2 separate regions of the Homo sapiens genome follow, and region 2 is linked to region 1. A link is a loop called in an ENCODE intact Hi-C map of the cell type or tissue named here. Cell type or tissue: sigmoid colon. All regions are shown on one strand. Links, peaks and the distances in the headings refer to the core of each region. The heading gives the core; the rest is flanking DNA.

Region 1 (9,135 bases), core at 660-8,659:
CACCTGCCCCAGTCTCATAAGCATCCACTCACCCTAGTGTTGCCCATCAGGCAGGGCGGAGGGCAGGTAACAGGGGAAGCTCAGCATCAATTCTCTATCCAATGAATATTTGCCCATCACCTACTAAATGGCCAGCATTGTGCCAGGAAGTAGGTAAATCAATCCTGGTCTCTGCCCTTGAGAAACTTATAGTCTGAGATAGCATTTTCTATCTGAGACCTGTGGTCTTGGGAACATGGAGTGTATTGAGAGATGCCAACAGACATTCTGAGAACAGGAACAGCAAAAAATGTCTGTGATTAAAGATGTGTATGATGTGAGCTTTTGATGTTTCCAAGTCCTGCAGGGGAAAAAAACCTGTCTAACCTTGATCCAAATCTAGCTTTTTCACAAAATACCTATTAAAAGCGTCACTCCAAGGCGTACAGCTTAGAAAATGCTGCTCTGTATTTCTCATCCCCTAATCAGTTTGCCTACGCCAAGTCCTCTAGGGAGCAGCACATTTCTGGCACTTGACGGATGGGCCAGGTGGTCAACACCTGGAGAGCATCTCTGTGCCCCACAGGGCCCAGCCCACTGCAGGTGTTCAGGCTGTTTGAATGAACCCAACAAGACCGAAACATTCTGTACATTTCATTGTTCAAGTGGTATCTGAGTTTTAGTCCTAGGAAGGGCAGGACATGGAATGGAGGGATGGGGGAGGAAAGCCGGCCCATGCAACTTACTCCTTGCAAATGGACCAAGCCTGTCCTATCTTTTCTTTTCTTCTCTGTTCTTTTCTTTTCTTTCTCTCTCTCCTTCCTTCTTTCTCTCTCTCCTTCTCTCTTTCTTTCTTTTTTCTGTCTGTCTGTCATTCTTTCTTTCTCTCTCTCTCTCCCCCTTCCTCCCTCCCTGTCTTCTTTCTTTCTCTTTCTGTTCTTTTTTTTCCTTTCTTTCTCTTTTTCTTTCTTTCTTTCTCTCTCCCCCTTCCTCCCTCCCTCTCTTCTTTCTTTCTCTCTCTCCCCCTTCCTCCCTCCCTCTCTTCTTTCTATCCCTTTCTTTCTCTCTCTCTCTCTCTCTCTAACAGGGTCCACTCTTTTACCCAGGCTGGAATGCAGTGATGCAATCTCGGCTCACTGCAGCCTTGAACTCCTGGCCTCAAGCAATCCTCCTGCCTCAGCCTCTTAAGCAGCTGGAACTATGAGCATGTGCCACCACACCCTGCTAATTTATCTTTTTGTAGAGACAGGGTCTCACTATATTGCCCAGGCTGGTCTTGAACTCCTGCTTTCAAGCTATCCTCCTGCCTCGGCCTCCTAAAGTGCTGGGATTACAGGCATGAGCCATGGGCCCACAGCCTGTTAATCTCTTTTATCAGTGGTGGGAAGTAGAGACAATAGATAGGATAAGCAGTGTCTAACAGTAGCCACAGCAATCACTACATTTTCTGGATTCTTGCTGCTAAGCAAGGCCCATGGCCCAGAAACATCATCTTATTAGAACTTATGAGAAATGCTGAATCTCAGGCCTCACCCCAGACCTACTGAATCAGGGTCTATATTTTTTACAAAAATCCCCAGGTAACTTCTATACTAATTAAAGTTTGAGAAGTACTGCCCTAGCCCAGTGGTTTTCAAACTTCATTGCATATGTAGAAACACCTGGAAAACTCTTAAAAATGTTGATGCCTAGACTGCACCCCAGACTAATTAAATCAGAATCTCTGGGGTGGCATCTAGGTGCCAGTATTTTTAAGCTCACCAGGTGATTCCAACGTGCAGCCAGACTTGAGGGCCAGAGCCCTTTCACACTCATTGTGCTTTTTGCTTGTTCTAAAACCTCTGTGGGTAGGTGGGGCTATTATTATTGTTCTCATGTAATAAGTGGAGAACAAGAAGCCTGCACTGAGTACCCAGAAGGCAGAGTCGTGACTCTAAGAGCTTAGAGTCCAGAATAAAAACACATGGAAGTCTAGTCATACGGGATAATGGAACCCAAGAGGTCATCAACTAAAATATCAGTTTTCAGGAATTACAGAAGGATAGTTAGGAGAAGGCATTTGGCAGGTTGGTGAATGAATGAGGGGAATGAGTTGAGGGAGGCTTCCTGGTGGAGGTGGCCTGGGATCTGTGTGCATAACGGAGACAAAGTGCTGGTTACAGTAAGAATTTGGAACAAGGTAGGTGCTTCAGGAAGAATCTAAAGGCAGAATTGCTAAGTGAAAACAATTCCCAGTCTCCCACAAGGAAGGCTAATCAATATCCACACTGAGTGGCCTCCCTCAGGAGATGCCATTCCTGACTCTCCCATGGTGCCTGGCAGGACCCCCTGGGCTGGTGAGGAATCTCCAAGTCACAGACAGATCGAACACCAGCATCACTCTGAGCTGGGCTGGGCCAGACACCCAGGAAGGGGATGAAGCCCAGGGGTATGTGGTGGAGCTGTGCAGCTCAGACAGTCTCCAGTGGCTCCCGTGCCATGTGGGCACCGTGCCAGTCACCACCTACACGGCCAAGGGGCTTCGGCCTGGAGAGGGCTACTTCGTGCGGGTGACAGCAGTTAATGAAGGAGGCCAGAGCCAGCCCAGTGCCCTGGACACATTAGTGCAAGCCATGCCTGTTACTGGTGAGTGCTGCCTCCTTCCCCGACCCCTGAGCCCTGCAGGCCTCTCCTAAGAGGGGGCCCCTGAGTAGCCGCAATGCACTTACTAAGCCAGGATCCCCACCCTCAGTTTCAGGAAGTAACATTTATTGAGCACCTACTAGGTGCTAGGTACTGGGCTAGGCAGTCCCTTCTTAGAAATGTTTTCTCATTACGACTCATAACTATACTACAATATTAATGTTTTTATTCCGAAGTTACAGAGAAGGAAACTGAGGTTCAAGGTACTTTGCCCTAGTTGTCACTAATGGTATGTGGTACAGCCAGGATTTAAACCTGGAGACTCCAAAGTTGATGTTCTGTAGGAGAGAGAGTGGCTGCTTCCCGGGCATGGCCTTCGAAGGCCTAAGGGCCGCTCAGCTCCCATGGTTCACGTTCAGAATGGGACATGCCCAGCTCCCCGTTATTATTGAAAAGAGGATTGTCTTTCCCTTTGGGCTTTAACCACCACAAGCACCTGATCTGCCTTTGACCCAAGCTGACACTGGGCCACCCCAGCTGACCCTAGTCATCACTATGGCAGTAGGGAGTCACAAACACAGCACACGGAGTCCAAAGTCCCAGAATCTTGTCCTGGCTCTCTCCCGAACAAGGTGTGACCTCAGGCAAGTCATTTCCTGTCTTAGATTGGTGTTTATCTCATCTGCAAAACATAAGCGCTCTGCCACATGTCTGCATCTTCCTCTGTTCCAGCCTAGTCCACCCCTCTCCCTGCAGGGTTCCTTTCTCAGCTCCTGTCCCTCCCCCGCTAGCATCTCCCCATCAGCCCCTGGGGTCTCCCCTGAAGATTCTGCTCCCAGCTGTACTCCAGTCCTTTAGAGGCCCCAGTATGTTGGGATCTCAGCATCAATCCGACTGGCCCAGTCTTCCCCTCCAGCCCTACCTTGCTGGGGACCTGGGGCTGGGGTCCAACTGTGAGGGAGGAGGGAGGTAACCAGTCCTCTTGTGCGTTTCAGTCTGTCCCAAGTTCCTCGTGGACTCCAGCACCAAGGACTTGCTGACAGTCAAGGTCGGGGACACAGTTCGTGTGCCCGTCTCCTTTGAAGTGAGTGTACCTGCAGGGGTGTGGGGAGGGAAGCCCAGAGAGGCCAAGGGGGCCAGACTCAGCCCTGTGGCTCTCTTTTCTTCCCTGTTCCTTTTTGGCCCCTAGTCAGTGCTTGTGGAAATCACTGACTGGGCTTGTGGAAATCAGGTGAGAGACATGAGGCAGGAAGGATTCAGGTCCTCCTTGAAGGTACTGCCCTCACTTGGCGGCTGGGTGGCCATTCTGCTCCAGGCCTGCAAATCCCTCTAGTGGTAGCTTCAGCTACTGCACCTCCAAACTAAGGCTCTTCGGTTCTCCACCTCTCCTAGTCTGGGAATTCAGGGAGCCGGTCGTGCAGATGATCCCCTTTGACTTCACAATGTATTTTTGTGCAAGCACATGACCTATATTTGACTCAGGGTGATCCTTAACCAACACCAACACCACCTGACTTTACAACAGTAGGGTGGTGGCTAAAAGTACAAACTGCCTGGGTTCAAATTTTGATGTCATCACTCACAGCCGTTTGACTTTGGACAAATATTATTTATTTATTTATTTATTTATTTATTTATTTATTTTGAGATGGAGTCTCACTCTGTCACCCAGGCTGGAGTGCAGTGGCACGATCTCGGCTTACTGCAACCTCCACCTCCCGGGTTCTAGCGATTCTCCTGCTTTAGCCTCCCAAGTAGCTGGGATTACAGGCGCATGCCATCACGCCCGGCTAATTTTTGTATTTTTAGTAGAGATGGGGTTTCGCCGTGTTGGCCAGGCTGGCCTCTCAAACTCCTGACCTCACGTAGTCTGCCCACCTCGGCCTCCCAAAGTGCTGGGATTACAAGTGTGAGCCACTGTGCCCAGCCAGAACAAATATCTTAACATCTCTGTGTTTCACCTTCCTCATCTGTCAAAAGGGGATAATAATAGTAACCTACCTCAAAGGTCTGAGGGTTCAAGGAATTAATATATTGAAAGTGTATATGTAGGGCCTGGCATATGACAGCACCCAATATGTTTTAATATTATTATTGTTTAAAATCATCATCATCTGTGTAGGAATTCAAACCAGTCTATCTTACTCTAAATGACTTGTTCTTAACCACAATAATGACAATGATAATGATGGCAAAAATATTTAATGCACATTGAGTAGTTACCATGTCCTAGGCCTTGTTCTCTCTGCTTTCCGTGTATTTATTATTAACGCCTTAAATTCTCAGAACAATCCTGTGAGGTCAGTTAGTGACTATCAGCATCTTCGTTTGACTCTGGTGCCCACCGTGCCCTGTACTGAGGGCCCCGTAGGGAGTTGACGGCATGGTCACCAAGCAGCTGGGCTGGCCTTCCCACCCTGCTCAGGGTCACCACAGTTCAAGGCCAGGACACCGCAATCTTCCTCCTAGACTATTGCCAAATTATCTCCTACATGGTCTTGGCTGCCAGGGTGGTTAACACTCCCCTCCCCACACATCCCTTCTCATTCCCATCCCACCCCCTGCCATGTGAATCCAGAACTCATTATGCTTTCCTGCTCAGAATCTGACAACAGCGGCTCCTGGCTGAGAGGATAATGTCCAGATGTCTGTAGAGGTGTGACGTGGAGGGCACTTTGCATTTTTGCCGAACCTCTTCGTCCAACTTCCTTTCTTGTTCTACCGCCCCCCTACCATACCCGCCTGCCAACCTCACACTTTATCACCACCCCTCTTTCCCACCTGTGTTTTCTTGTCGACGTTGTGTTTTCTGGTCGACTTTCTCCTTGTAGAAGACTCTTCTCACCGCTTCTACCTTTGGCCTAGCTTAAATGCCATCACCTCCATGAAACTGCCAGCTTCCCCTTCTCAACTTTTCCTTCCTCTCCTTTCTCAGGCCATGCCCATGCCTGAGGTGACCTGGCTGAAGGATGGCTTGCCCTTGCCCAAAAGAAGTGTGACTGTCACTAAGGATGGCCTCACCCAGCTTCTGATCCCTGTGGCTGGACTCTCAGACAGTGGTCTCTACACTGTGGTGCTGAGGACCCTGCAGGGGAAGGAGGTTGCCCACAGCTTCCGTATCAGGGTGGCAGGTGAGGCAGGCCTTGCTCTGGGCTCTGGACGCTGGCTCGGCCACTCACCAAGGCAAAGAGGTGTCCACTGGTCTGATCATAGGTCTCAGCCACTCTACCAGGGCTGGGTATGCAAAGTGACCATTCTCCACCTTTCCTCCATGCTTGATGATAGAAAGTAGAAAGGACCCCAGAAGATCCCCTGGGGACTTCCATTGTCCTTCTGCCTCAGGAGCCTAGAGACAGTCATGTCATGTCTCCTCTCCGACCTCAGTTATCCTTCCCGTTGAGTCAGTGAGCAGAGGCGGTTACCACTGTTACATCACTCCAAAGACCCAGGGGACAAAATTGTCTGCAGCCGTTGCACAGGATAAAGGCTTTCCTCCCCAGCTGTGGCTCCACACAGCCCCTGCCCTGGAGGAGCTTCTGGATATCCAGAAATGATCAAATAGACTAACAGTGGGGGCTCTGTAATGCAGCTTCATGAGAGCCCTGCCTCTGTCCAAAAATGCATGCCTTGTCCTGTGTCATTTTACTTAAAAACTGAAGTGAATTCAGTGAAACCCCATCTCTGCGAAAAATACAAAAAATTAGCCGAGCGTGGTGGTGGCCGCCTGTAGTCCCAGCTACTTGGGAGGCTGAGGCAGGAGAATGGCGTGAACCCGGGAGTTGGAGCTTGCAGTGAGCCGAGATCGTGCCACTGCACTCCAGCCTGGGTGACAGAGCCAGACTCCGTCTCAAAAAACAAACAAACAAACACACTGAAGTGAATTAAAATTACTCTTTTGGGGAGATTTTCTACCCTCTAGAGATAACTGTGGACCGCTGGCCAAGCTTACTCTGGGTCCAGCTACTTGTGTGGCAAGACTGCGTTCCCCAGGACCCTCAGAAGTCCTGGGACCTGGAGGGGGCTGGTAGCAGCCCTGCTGGGTCCCCTCCACGTGACCTCCCTCTGCCGTCTCTCCTGAAGCATGCCCGCAGGCCCCTGGGCCCATCCACCTGCAGGAGAACGTGCCTGGGACGGTGACGGCCGAGTGGGAACCCTCTCCTGACGAGGCCCAGGATGTCCCGCTGCACTACGCGGTGTTCACACGCTCCTCAGCGCACGGTCCCTGGCACGAGGCAGCCGACCGCATCCACACCAACCGCTTCACCCTCCTGGGCATCCTCCCCGGCCACGAATACCACTTCAGGGTGGTGGCCAAGAATGAGCTGGGGGCCAGCAAACCCTCGGACACCAGCCAGCCCTGGTGCATCCCCCGGCAGCGCGGTAAGCAGCCCCTGAGAGGGAGGAGCAGGCAGGGTGGGGGTTGCGCTCTGCAATGCAGTGGGATGCACCCAAGCATGGCAAGCGCGCAGGATAGGGACTGTGGCAGGGATGGCCTGGAGCATGCCAAATAACAGCCAGCAGCCCCGAGCTGCTGCTCCTCCCGCTCCTGCCTCACACCCACCTGTTCTGGCATCCTCTGCACCCCGACCTCCGTGGGAAGAATGAGATTGGTGTGGGTGTTTTGGTGTCTGAGGTGCCTTTGGGAGGATTTTCAAAAGCAGCCACAGACAATAAGGCAAATAGAGGTTAATGTTTCTCTGAAAACAAAGTGTATATTTTACCGCAAAGTAGATGTGGACCTTAAGATCAGTCACAGAAAAGCAGGCTATAAAATCAAATCAAGGTTTCATTTTCATAAAATACAAAAATTTCAGGAAAGCTCTACACCAGAATGTCAGCTATAGTCATCTATAGGTAGTGAGATTATGATTTGGTTTTTATTCTTTCTCCTTTGATTCTCTGTGTATTCTAATTGTCCACAGTGAATGTGTATTAGCTACAAAAAAAAATCCATAAAGAATTTTAGGAAAAGGATAGAATGAGGCAAGCCTTGGGGTCCAAATTTGCAGGCAAGATGTGGCAGGAAATCCCAGATAAGGCCTACATGGTAGCTTCATGAACTCTTTACCCAGACCCGGGTCTCAGCCAGGCCTTCCTCGCTTTCTCACCCTCTTCTCTCACCCCGGCTTTCACCACAGACAGGTTCACAGTGAAGGCTCCGTGCTACCGGGAGCCCGACCTGAGCCAGAAGCCCCGGTTCCTGGTGGGCCTGCGGTCCCACCTGCTGCCCCAGGGCTGCGAGTGCTGCATGAGCTGTGCCGTGCAGGGCTCGCCCCGGCCCCACGTCACCTGGTTCAAGAATGACCGCAGCCTGGAAGGAAACCCCGCGGTGTACAGCACTGACCTGCTGGGCGTGTGCTCCCTCACCATCCCCAGCGTATCCCCGAAGGACAGCGGGGAGTACAAGGCTGTGGCTGAGAACACGCTGGGCCAGGCAGTCAGCACTGCCACCCTCATTGTCATAGGTAATGGTGGCTGCCCTGGCAGTGGGGCAGGAAGGAGAGCCAGGAGAGCAACCACCTGCCTGTCAGGGAGGCTCCGGGGGGTGCCTAGAGGGATTCAGCCGGGAGTCAGGAGACCAGGACTCTCTGCCTGACTCTATGAACTTTCAGCTATTTAACCTACCAACACCGGCCCACATGTGGTCTTTATTTGCCCACTTTTTAAAAAATTTATTTTTATTTTTAGTTTTTTTTTTTTTGAGACGGAGTTTCGCTCTTGTTGCCCAGGTTGGAGTGCAATGGCATGATCTCGGCTCACTGCAGCCTCCACCTCCTGGATTCAAGAGATTCTCCTGCCTCAGCCTCCTGAATAGCTGGGATTACAGGCATCCGCCACCACACCTGGCGGATTTTTTTGTATTTTTAATAGAAGGGGGGTTTCATCATATTGGCCAGACTGGTCTCAAACTCCTGACCTCAGGTGATCCACCCGCCTCGGCCTCCCAAAGAGCTAGGATTACAGGTGTGAGCCACTGTGCCCGGCAGATTTGCCCACTTTTAAAATGAGGTATTTGAACTTGGTGAGCAACTCTTGATTGAAGGGCTGTGTACTGCTCACCTAAGCTTCCCAGTGGGGCCACGCTACACATTGCAGGCTGAGAGATGAACAGGCATCCGTATTGCTGTTTCTTAAGTATGTCAAGATATGAACACTTAGTGCCTAGAAAGCCATGCTGATTCTCTCATTGGTAGTCTCCTTTTCAGTAGCACAGATATATATGTTAATAAAGGTTTTTCCTTCGATAGTACTTAAAACACCTTATATTTTGAATAGCAATAAAAGGCAAGCCTCAATTGACCTTTGTGGAAAAACGGCCCCTTTGCACTGGAGCAGAGCATCTCTCCTCTCTGTAGCACCTGTGCTTAGGCATTTAGGAAGCCACTCTCGAAACACCCCAGCTTGTGTACACATGTAGTCCCGGAACGAAGATGGCATTGGGGGTGATTATGGTTCCCCGAGGGGCCAGCAAAGGGCTTTGCCCAAGCTTAGAGAGCACGTGGTGGCTCCAGATTTGAACCCACACCCCCTGAT
Region 2 (8,963 bases), core at 1-8,000, 87 kb before region 1:
CATCTCTGTTCCAAATACCAGCCAAGCAGTGTGCTCACCCCTTTGCTGGGGATCTCCGCCCCTTCATATTCACAGAAAGATGAAGTGTACTCTGCCATCGTCTGAAAATCGGGTTTTGTGTGTGTGAAGTTGAGACACAATGAGACGTTTGGTTACTAGTTGAATCCTTAGTAAAGTGAACAGTCACTCCTAATCTTTTATAAATGTTCATATACTGGACTTATAGTTCGGCTTATTTATAGTTAACAACAGTTGTCCCAAAAACCACCAAAGCCAGTTTGGATCATCTGCAGGACTTACCCAAGCCTCAGAGAAATATAGCACTCAATGTTTCCCCCAGGGCATGTGGTTTTACAGGGGAGACCTGGCAATGTTAGGCACCAATTTCTGGCCTGGTTATTCTTGCTAAGTTAATACACCCACCTGCCCACCTTTGGAAAGTGCTGCTTTTGTATGCCTCTTGAAATAAGAGCATCCCCATCCTGAAAGAATAAAATAGCCCACTGTAGCTTCCACAGCAGTACTTGACCCTGGTAGGCACTGAGCAGCTGTCTAGTAAATGACCCAGTAGAAATGTTGTCAGCACCAACTCCTCTGTCCCAGCCTTGCATTTGGGGGCACATCTATCGCTTGCTAGCCCTACCACAAACTTCCTAAGTGCACTTGCTCAGGACCCCACAATCCACTTGGTCCCCTCTCAGCTGTGTCCCTTGTTTCCAATGCCAACCAGAGTCTCTGCTCCTCCTGGGAGCCCCATCTGCAGGTCACCCCAGTCCCATCCCCTTTACGCTTCTGTCTTGGAACTTTGGCAAACTGTTGCAAACTGACCCCCCATCTCACGTCGTTCTCTTGCCTCCCACACCTCTCCAAGAACCCAGCATGGGGGCCCACACAAAGGTTTTTTTTTGTTTGTTTTGTTTTGTTTTGAGACGGAGTCTTGCTTTGTTCCCCAGGCTGGAGTGCAGTGGCGCGATCTCAGCTCACTGCAAGCTCCGCCTGCCGGGTTCATGCCATTCTCCTGCCTCAGCCTCCCGAGTAGCTGGGACTACAGGTGCTCGCCACCATGCCCAGCAAATTTTTTGTATTTTTTTTAGTAGAGATGGGGTTTCACCGTGTTAGCCAGGATGGTCTTGATCTCCTGACCTCATGATCCGCCCGCCTCGGCCTCCCAATGTGCTGGGATTACAGGCGTGAGCCACCGCGCCCAGCCCACAAAGGTTCTTAATCCATGTTTATTTGGACAACCCTGATGACACCAGATCAGCTCAGTCCCTCTAGATGCCTTGCCTCTGCCTGGGTCTTGGACATGCCCTGCACCGCACATCCATACTGGAGCTGACGCAGTGCCGGGCTCCCCTGGATGTCCCTGTTGAAGCTGCTGGCATTTCCTTCTGTATGGGGCAGCTCGTTTTCTAGCTGCCCCCACCCACCCCTCTCCAAATACCTGTTGGTTTTCATTTGGGGATACTTACAGGTTTTGCAGGGAGCGCTATTTACTGTGTCTGTAGGATATTAGGATGAATCACGCACTGTTCAGTTTCAGAGGAACTGCCCATAAACATGAAGTAAAATCTCAGGATAACTCCCAAGGGCCAGTTCACCCTGTGCTCCTTGCCCCAGCCTACCCACCTCTTTCCTAATCAGGTGAGGAGGACTTCCAGCAAGCCGTGGCCTTGGCCTGATTGCACTGTGGCTGGCTCTGCCACGGCCGCCTGGACTTCCCAAGGCTCTGCCTGTCTGGACCTAGCAAAACGCAATGCTCTCTGTCCCCTCTGGGATACTACATTTACCAGGTCACTTGTGAAAAATTCCTAGTTCCCTAAATCTCTTAAAAACCAGAAAGTGAGAGAAATAAAACAATTTAATGATGGCTTCCTTGATTTACACACAACTCTAAGACAAGAGGACAAAATTTTCTCTCCATGCACTGGTACAACGAAGTTCAGGGACAAGAGGCAACCCAAGTACAGGGGCTGTGGTGTTCAGATCCACGCTCAGCCTCGAGTCTCATGTTCCAACCGACCGTCTGGCTCAGTGACTGTGGACACTGGGGAGAGGAGGGACTGCCCAGACCCCTCAAGTGCAGGTGAGGGGACCGGCAGCAGAGTATGCATGGGCACTCCATGCCCCAGTGCGAGAAGTGCACAGGGGACAGCGAACACCAGCTTCCAGTGCACCCTGAAGACCCAGTGGGCTCAGGGGGCCCAGCTCTCCCATCAGAGCTGTCCTCAGGGCTGGAGCTGGGGCTGGGGCTGAGGCGCTGGGGCTGGGAGGGAGGTGGTGATAAGAACCACTGCAGAAAGGAACACATGCTGAATGCTGGGCCATGCTTTCCTCCCAGACACTGAGTTCCTGAAGACCCAGCTTTATCTTCCAAGGGTAACAACATTCCCAAGACTCAGAGCTGGAAGGCGGCAAGAGTGGAGCCAGGAGAGACAGATCGCATCCACTCCTGAGGCCGCCTCGAATGTCTCCATTCCCTTCTGGCCTGCCTTCCCCCTCCCTTCAACCCCAAAGACCCAAGAAGACAACAGAGATCAGAGACCACATCCCTCTTCCCTAATCAAAATAGCCAAGTACAACATTTCTAAAGTTAGGGAGAAGGAGGAAAAATGCCACAGGCTTTTAAAGGGAAGACTGGAACCGAGGGAAGGGAGAAGTAGCCCCCTGCTTTGTCCAGCCTGGAAGCTGGCAGCCATGGTGTTGGGGCCTTGACCCAACCACACCAGCCCATCTAGCTGAGCATCTTGTGCCGATCGAAGACTGTCTTCCGCTGCTCCTGCACCTGCAGCTTCCACCGCTGCTGGGCACCTTCCACACGCTCCAGGACTGTGTTTGCTCGGGGTCCCCCGAGGGATGCAGCAGCTGCTGCCATAGAGCGAGCATCCTGTAGTGGGAAGAAAAAAAGAGAAGATCTGGCACGGTAAGCCAGAAGGGTCTTGGATCCTGAAAGTCTGACATGGAAAGAACGAACCCCAAAGCCTTACCTTCCCCAGACTGGGAGGCTGGGCCTCCCCAAGTGCTGCAGGCTGAGGACCTTGCCTTGTCATCTGCAGAGCTGAACACAGTGTGCCAGGTCTGCTGGAAGCCTTAGTGTCTGTAGCATCTGCAGGATGGGGCCCCTGCCCCTCCCTGGGGCCTGGGAAAGGAAGCACTCCAGGAAGAGTAGGTTCTGCTGGGGCTCCAGTTACTGCCACACAGCTAGCTCAAGGGAGGTTCCCAGCCTGAACCCACCCCTCACCATGCCCCATTCCACTATTTCTAACTCTCAAGAAGGATGCTAAGTATAGGCTTCAAGACCTCACTTAGGCAGAGGACTTGATGACATCTGTTGTTTCAGCAATGCACCGAGGTGCCCCCAGGGCTAGTACTAGGCTAGAGAACTCCCCTGCCCTCCACGCCATTGCCCAGGGGACAGGAAGAAGGCCCAGGGGCTAGGGTCTGGCTACCCTGAGATGGCAACACATCTGCTCCAGATGGGAGGGGGCCTACTGAGGAGTCTGCATAGATCCAGATCCATGGGATCTTAGTTTCCCTGGGAAAGAGGGATGTGACATCACTCAGGGAGTCTGACAGGGATGGAAATTCAGAGCCGCCCCAGCATTCCCTTTGCAGAGCCCTCTCTGGCCCATTCCCTCCTTTGATAGCTGAGGACAGCTCAGCTTCCTCCCTATCTGACTCTGCTGATCCCCTTCCCCTTTGCTTTCAGAACTGTTGCTGCCGTCAAAAGCATCCTCCCCTAATTACCACTTCTCTGCCTCTGAAGCTCCGGAGCCTCTGCATTTCCTGCAGGACCTGAACCTGATCTTTGGAGAGAATTAGAGCTGAGGGCCAGGCCCACACCCCCGTGGGGATTTCCTCCCTAGCTTTCCCTGCCTCTCATCTCCTGCCACACATCTCTTAAGGGATTAGTGCACTTCTCTAAGCCCAGAGCCGCCCAGTAAATGCAACTTTGCTTCTAATGCCCCAAGCTGGCACGGCTTCTGTCACCATGCAGCTGCTACGCTGGGGCGAAGGGGGGTGGTGAGGTGAGGGTAGGGTGGACAGAGAACAAGCTGGCAGTGAGGAGGCTGGGAGAGGGTTCATCATCATCCTCTCAGAGCTCTGAGGACTTCATCTTGTGAGTGCTCCTCTCTAAGCTGCGTTAGAGATGGACACTGCCTTCTGGGAGCCTCCCGCCCAGGTCCTGAGGAAGGCTTCCTGTGCCAGGCTAGGTGAGGCTCAGGCAACGCCTGAAAGGCACGTGTGGCCATGTCAGGCAGGGGGCATACTGAGCTTGGAATTAGGACCCCTGGGTTCTGTTCCTGGGCTGGGGATCACCTGCCCCTTCCAGCCTCAGCCTCCCCTAGGCTCGCGTCCCAGGTGGAACTACAGATCCACAGCGGGGGCTGGGAAGGAGACATGGCCTCAGTCACTTATGAGGCTATGTGTCCCTGAACAAGTTACTTTATTTCTCCAAGCTTCAATTTAATGTAGTAAATGTAGTCATTGAGACTTTTTTCTGCTATACGGTCATTAGGAATTATAGTTACCAAATTATCTAACACACACACACACACACACACACACACACACACACACACACACAGAGTGAAAAGAAGTTTCATAAAACAATACTTAGTGTAATGCATTCTGATATTCTTTGCTCTGTTCCATTCCATTTTTTTAAAAATCCTGGTCATGACTCACAGAATTCATTTCATGACCTAATGGCTTGCTTGAAATACACTGGTTTAAGATTAGTAGATGGGTATGGCAAAGTTAAATAACACACATATAAAGCACTTACTATCCTGGCTGTCACAGAGCTAGGGCTCAAGAAATGTTTGGTTTCTTTCTTCCCTAGGAGCGATGACTAATATCAGAGCCTAGCTCTGGAAGCCACTAGGCAGTAAGGCTGGCGGCTGGCTGCCAGGAGAAAGCCTGTGAAAACTGCCATGGCTGCTGCCCCTCCTTCCAGTTCCATGCCTTCCCTGTTCACTGTGCTGACTGAGCTGGCCACAGTGCTAAGACCAAGCCTCCACCCAGTCCTGCCTCAGTGTGGCCGTCTACATGAGGTGGGCACTAAAGACCCATCTGGGAAGCTATTGGCCCACCGGGACTTGGCTCTGGGGGCTGGATTGCCTTCTCTTCTTCTTTCCATTCCCAATCTCATCCTTTCTGGGACCATCTTTCTCATGACAGGGCTCCAGTGTGTGTGTGGGGTGGGGTGCTACGCTTGGAAGGGTGGGGCAGCTTTAGCCCTGCCCTCCTTCCACTGCTCTGTATCTCAGGGGAGCGTCTTGAGAAGGGGAAGCCAGGGAGAGCCCAGAGCACAGCATTAAGGGAACATGCTGAAATTCACCACATTACCACAGTATCATTTGTTTTCCCTTCATGTAAAGTCTTAACAAACAGCTCCTAAGTGGGGGAAAGCTGCCACTGAGAGGCTGAGTTTCCATCGCTAATAGTCTGATTAAAAGGTATTAAAGACTCCACATCTGTTTCAGAGACAGCCCAGAGTGGGGCCTCATCCTTGCTTGCTCTGCAGCAAGTATGGTGGGTGGAAGTGGGAGAAATGCCACCAGTTCCTCCCCTCTCCCTCTGAGGCTGGGCCTCCGGTTAACTCGGGAGCAGAAGGGCAGTTAGGAGGGGAGGCGGGTGGAGCCCCTCCCAATCAGAAAAAGAGCTTGGACATGGATGGATTCCCAGGAGGTCCCCAGGGGGACCAGACCAGTGTGACTATGACAAGTGCCACTATGTGCCAGGCGCTCTGCTAGGCACTTTACACAGATTATTCCCAGGCTTACAACACTGGCAAATGGGTAAAACCATCCCCTATTGTAGCTGCAGAAACTGAGGCTCTGAAAGATGAATCATCTTGCTGCCCAAGGCTGCATGGCTGTTTAGTGGCCAAGTCGGAATTTGAACCCATGTACGTATATCTCTTATCCTAGGACCCAGCTGGATCCTTCTTTGGCTGGTTTCTCCTAAGAGGGAGCCAGCATGGACAACCAAAGAGACAGGCTGGTATATTTCCCCACAGCTAGAGCAAGAACAGAGCACTTCTAAAGGAACCAATGCTCAGGACATCAAGCGAGGCCCTCTTCTCCACACTGGAAGGACCCAAGTAACTGTGTGGATAAGCCCCAGCTGATCAAACTAGCCCTGAGCCCTTCAGGCCGTCCCAGATGAAACCCTCTTCAGTCTGCCCAGAAGCACTGGTTCTGAGCTGGCACTGGACTTGGCCAAAGCCTGATGACAAGGAGACAGGGAGAGTGAGAACCCCACCTCAGGCGGCTCTCCTCTCTCTGGCTGCTCCTCCTCCCTCCTCCCCAATCCCAGGCACAGGAGCATGACCAGGTGGTCTCATCACTTACCAGCCACTCAGCAAAGCATGGTCCTAGTGCAAAGCCCTTCAGCAAGAGGACTATACAGCCTCTCTGAGTTTTCCATGTTTGACCCAAGTCCTTGCTGCTGTTGCTGAGTCCCACTGCACCTCTGCTGCGAGGCTCTCCCTGACCCCTGCACGCTGCGGCTAGGGCCACCTTCCTATGACACACCAACTCATGCTGTTTCCCTGCCCAAAAACCCCAGCTGGGACCCACCTGCTCACAAATAAAACCCTGCTGGGCCTGACATTCAAGGGCACTCCCAGCCTCACCTCCCCCCTTACCCCCCAGCCCAGCCTCTGGCCACACTGGTCCATGCATCCTCTGTCTACCTGCGGTGATCCTCACTCAGGCCCTTGTGCACGCTGCCCCTCAGGCTTCCCTCCAGCAATCATGATGCTACTTAAGTATTAACACCTGATTGAAATAGCGCATTCTTAAGGACGAGCAAACACTTGTAAAGCTTCCATACACACGATCGCAACAGTTATGCTGAGGTAAACATGATTATGTGTATTCCAGACTTAGAAAACTAAACCAGGAGGTTAGCACCAAGGATAGTAAATGGCAGGGCTCGGCCCCTCCCAGGACTGTGATTAACCACAATGCTGTGCTGCCCCACTGGAGGCTCTAGAAGCGTCTGTTGAACCGCACATCTTTCTATTCTGCCCTCAGGGGAGGAGGCCGACTGGATTGCCCTCATCAGTGTGTCTGTTCCGTGTTTCACTGTCAGCTTCCCAGGGCTGGGGTCCTCAGAACACAGCTGCCACCCATGTGCAGACAGGAGGGGAGACTGCTCCTCAGTGGCCCGAGTCTTCTCCCCGGTGCCTGCATGTTCCAGTTCCCATCATCATCATCACCTTTCCTTGATTTCCCTGTATACTCTCTCCCAAAGGGGGCCCAGAACTCTACCCACTGCCCCAGCAGGGTGAGCACTTTGAAGACCTCTCCAGAGCTTGGGCCCATGCTGTGAGCAGCGACATCCCCAGCCTCAGAGAAACCATGTGTCTCTCTTCAAAGAGGGCCCAACCTGCACATCTAAAACAGCTCTGTTTGCCGTTTCTGCCCCAGCAAACATGCTTGCTTCCTCCTTTCAAAGGACGTCTGAGCCCAGGGATTATGCCTAATGCTGCTGGAATCCCAGGGGAGGCAGCGCCCAGCAATCAGGGCCTACTGAGGCTCTGCCAGCGCTTTCAAAGGGAACATGACAAGCTTTCATCTCCCTCCATGAACGGGGCTGAGGCTGAGGGGGAGGCCTCCTCTTCCTCTTCCAGTTCTTTACCCCCTGGGCAGGAGAGCTCCTGGTCACAGGAATTGGGGAGAAGGAACCAAGGGGTCCCTAACCCTGAAAAAATGCCCTGACCTCCAGATCTCACCCCTAACTGGGTCCCAGACTTCTGGGGCGTAGGGCCTGAAAGCTCCTGGAGCCTAGACAGAATTTTCCTTCTAAAGTCATCGAGTTGTACAGGCCTAGGCGAACTTTCAAGGAACCCAAGAGGCCATGTCCTGACTTTGTTCCTCTTGGGGTGAAACCCAGAGACATGGCTACAGCCTAGGTGCTGCTGCCGCTCAGCTGAATGCCTGCCCCCCAGCCCCATGTTTCCCCACATCCCTTTCCTCTGTGCACTGAGAGGGGCAGTAGATTATCCCTCGTCGTCCAGGACTAGGGCCCCCAGTCTCTGTAAAGACAAGCTCCTTGGGTTCTGTCCAGCCCCAATGCCCTGTTCATCCTCCCTGCAGTTCAGCGGTCACTCTCCCAACCACCCTGAGTGGGCACTGAAAATCCCCCTCTGCCAGGAAGCCTTCCTTCCCAGACTAACACAACGAGAAGGGTAACTTTCCGACCCCTTGTCTAGTAAAGAGGGGCCTCCCAAGGCACCTGACTTTTCAGCTGACCACCCGTCTTACGAAGCCAGATCTTACTGCCAGCCTTTACGTTTCCTGCTGCTTTACCTGCTTTTGGCCGTCTTGGGGCTTAAACCCCCGAGGGCAGACATAAGGTCTGTGCAAATCTCAACACTGTGCCACCTGCAGGTTTTCTGAATACACTGAGAAAAGCAGAGTTGCTGAACCACAGACATCTGTGACCTGGAGACCACACAGAATCACAGGAGGTGAGGGGATAGAGAGATGATGCCAAAGAACGGGACTGGGGGCACTTCCTTACCCAGCCAAGGGCACCCAATGAGATCTACCTGCCCCAGGCCACAACCAGCGAGAGTTGGCTGCACCCTAGGTCAGGGTATCAAAGAGATTAAACACAACTTTTTATGAGCTTTTAGAACCTCAGGTGAGAGGTGAGGGCGTGTCATCCTGTCCATCCCAGGGCCGCAACTTCCCCTACAGGAGGGAGCATGGCTCGCCAGCTTCTATGTGCTGCAGCCTATCACAGCCTACTGTCCTCCCAGGCAGTCCTGCCACAGTTACCAAATCTAGCCCTTCTTCCTCCCAAGGCCCCCTCATACAAACAGGCTTCAAATGAGGAGCACTCCAGGTCTCCTGGGGGTAAGAGAGACCTGGGTTCATACCCAGGGACGGCAAGCTGCTCTCCCCAAGCTGCCCTCCCTCTGGCTCCCTGGCTAGGATGGCAGG

The links. A loop is a pair of places that touch in the nucleus more often than their neighbours do. Peaks named below come from ENCODE experiments on the same cell type or tissue, not always from the same donor. Only the 100,000 strongest peaks of a DNase experiment are listed, where the experiment ranks them.
Region 2: a loop joins it to region 1, with 2.3 times the contacts of the local background. A loop is called at or near these places in 25 of 110 quality-filtered maps.

What each region holds. Positions count from the first base shown.
Region 1 is chr1:201,219,143-201,228,277 of GRCh38, forward strand. IGFN1 (immunoglobulin like and fibronectin type III domain containing 1) reads left to right here. Exons shown (of 24, transcript NM_001164586.2): 19 at 2,302-2,604; 20 at 3,597-3,685; 21 at 5,537-5,732; 22 at 6,682-6,981; 23 at 7,740-8,066. Among named protein-coding and RNA genes, the nearest start is that of IGFN1, 33 kb to the left of the region's middle. RefSeq lists a silencer at 3,833-3,942 and an enhancer at 6,414-7,406. In sigmoid colon, for the core only: a CTCF peak has its summit at 3,934 (motif pointing left); a DNase peak (open chromatin) is centred at 3,919.
Region 2 is chr1:201,132,929-201,141,891 of GRCh38, forward strand. It overlaps TMEM9 (transmembrane protein 9), which reads right to left. Exons shown (of 5, transcript NM_001288565.2): 5 at 1,844-2,887. The coding sequence ends at 2,735. Among named protein-coding and RNA genes, the nearest start is that of ASCL5, 10 kb to the left of the region's middle. RefSeq lists a silencer at 1,619-1,825. In sigmoid colon, for the core only: no CTCF peak of the experiment used is centred there; a DNase peak (open chromatin) is centred at 4,923; H3K27ac peaks cover 314 bases.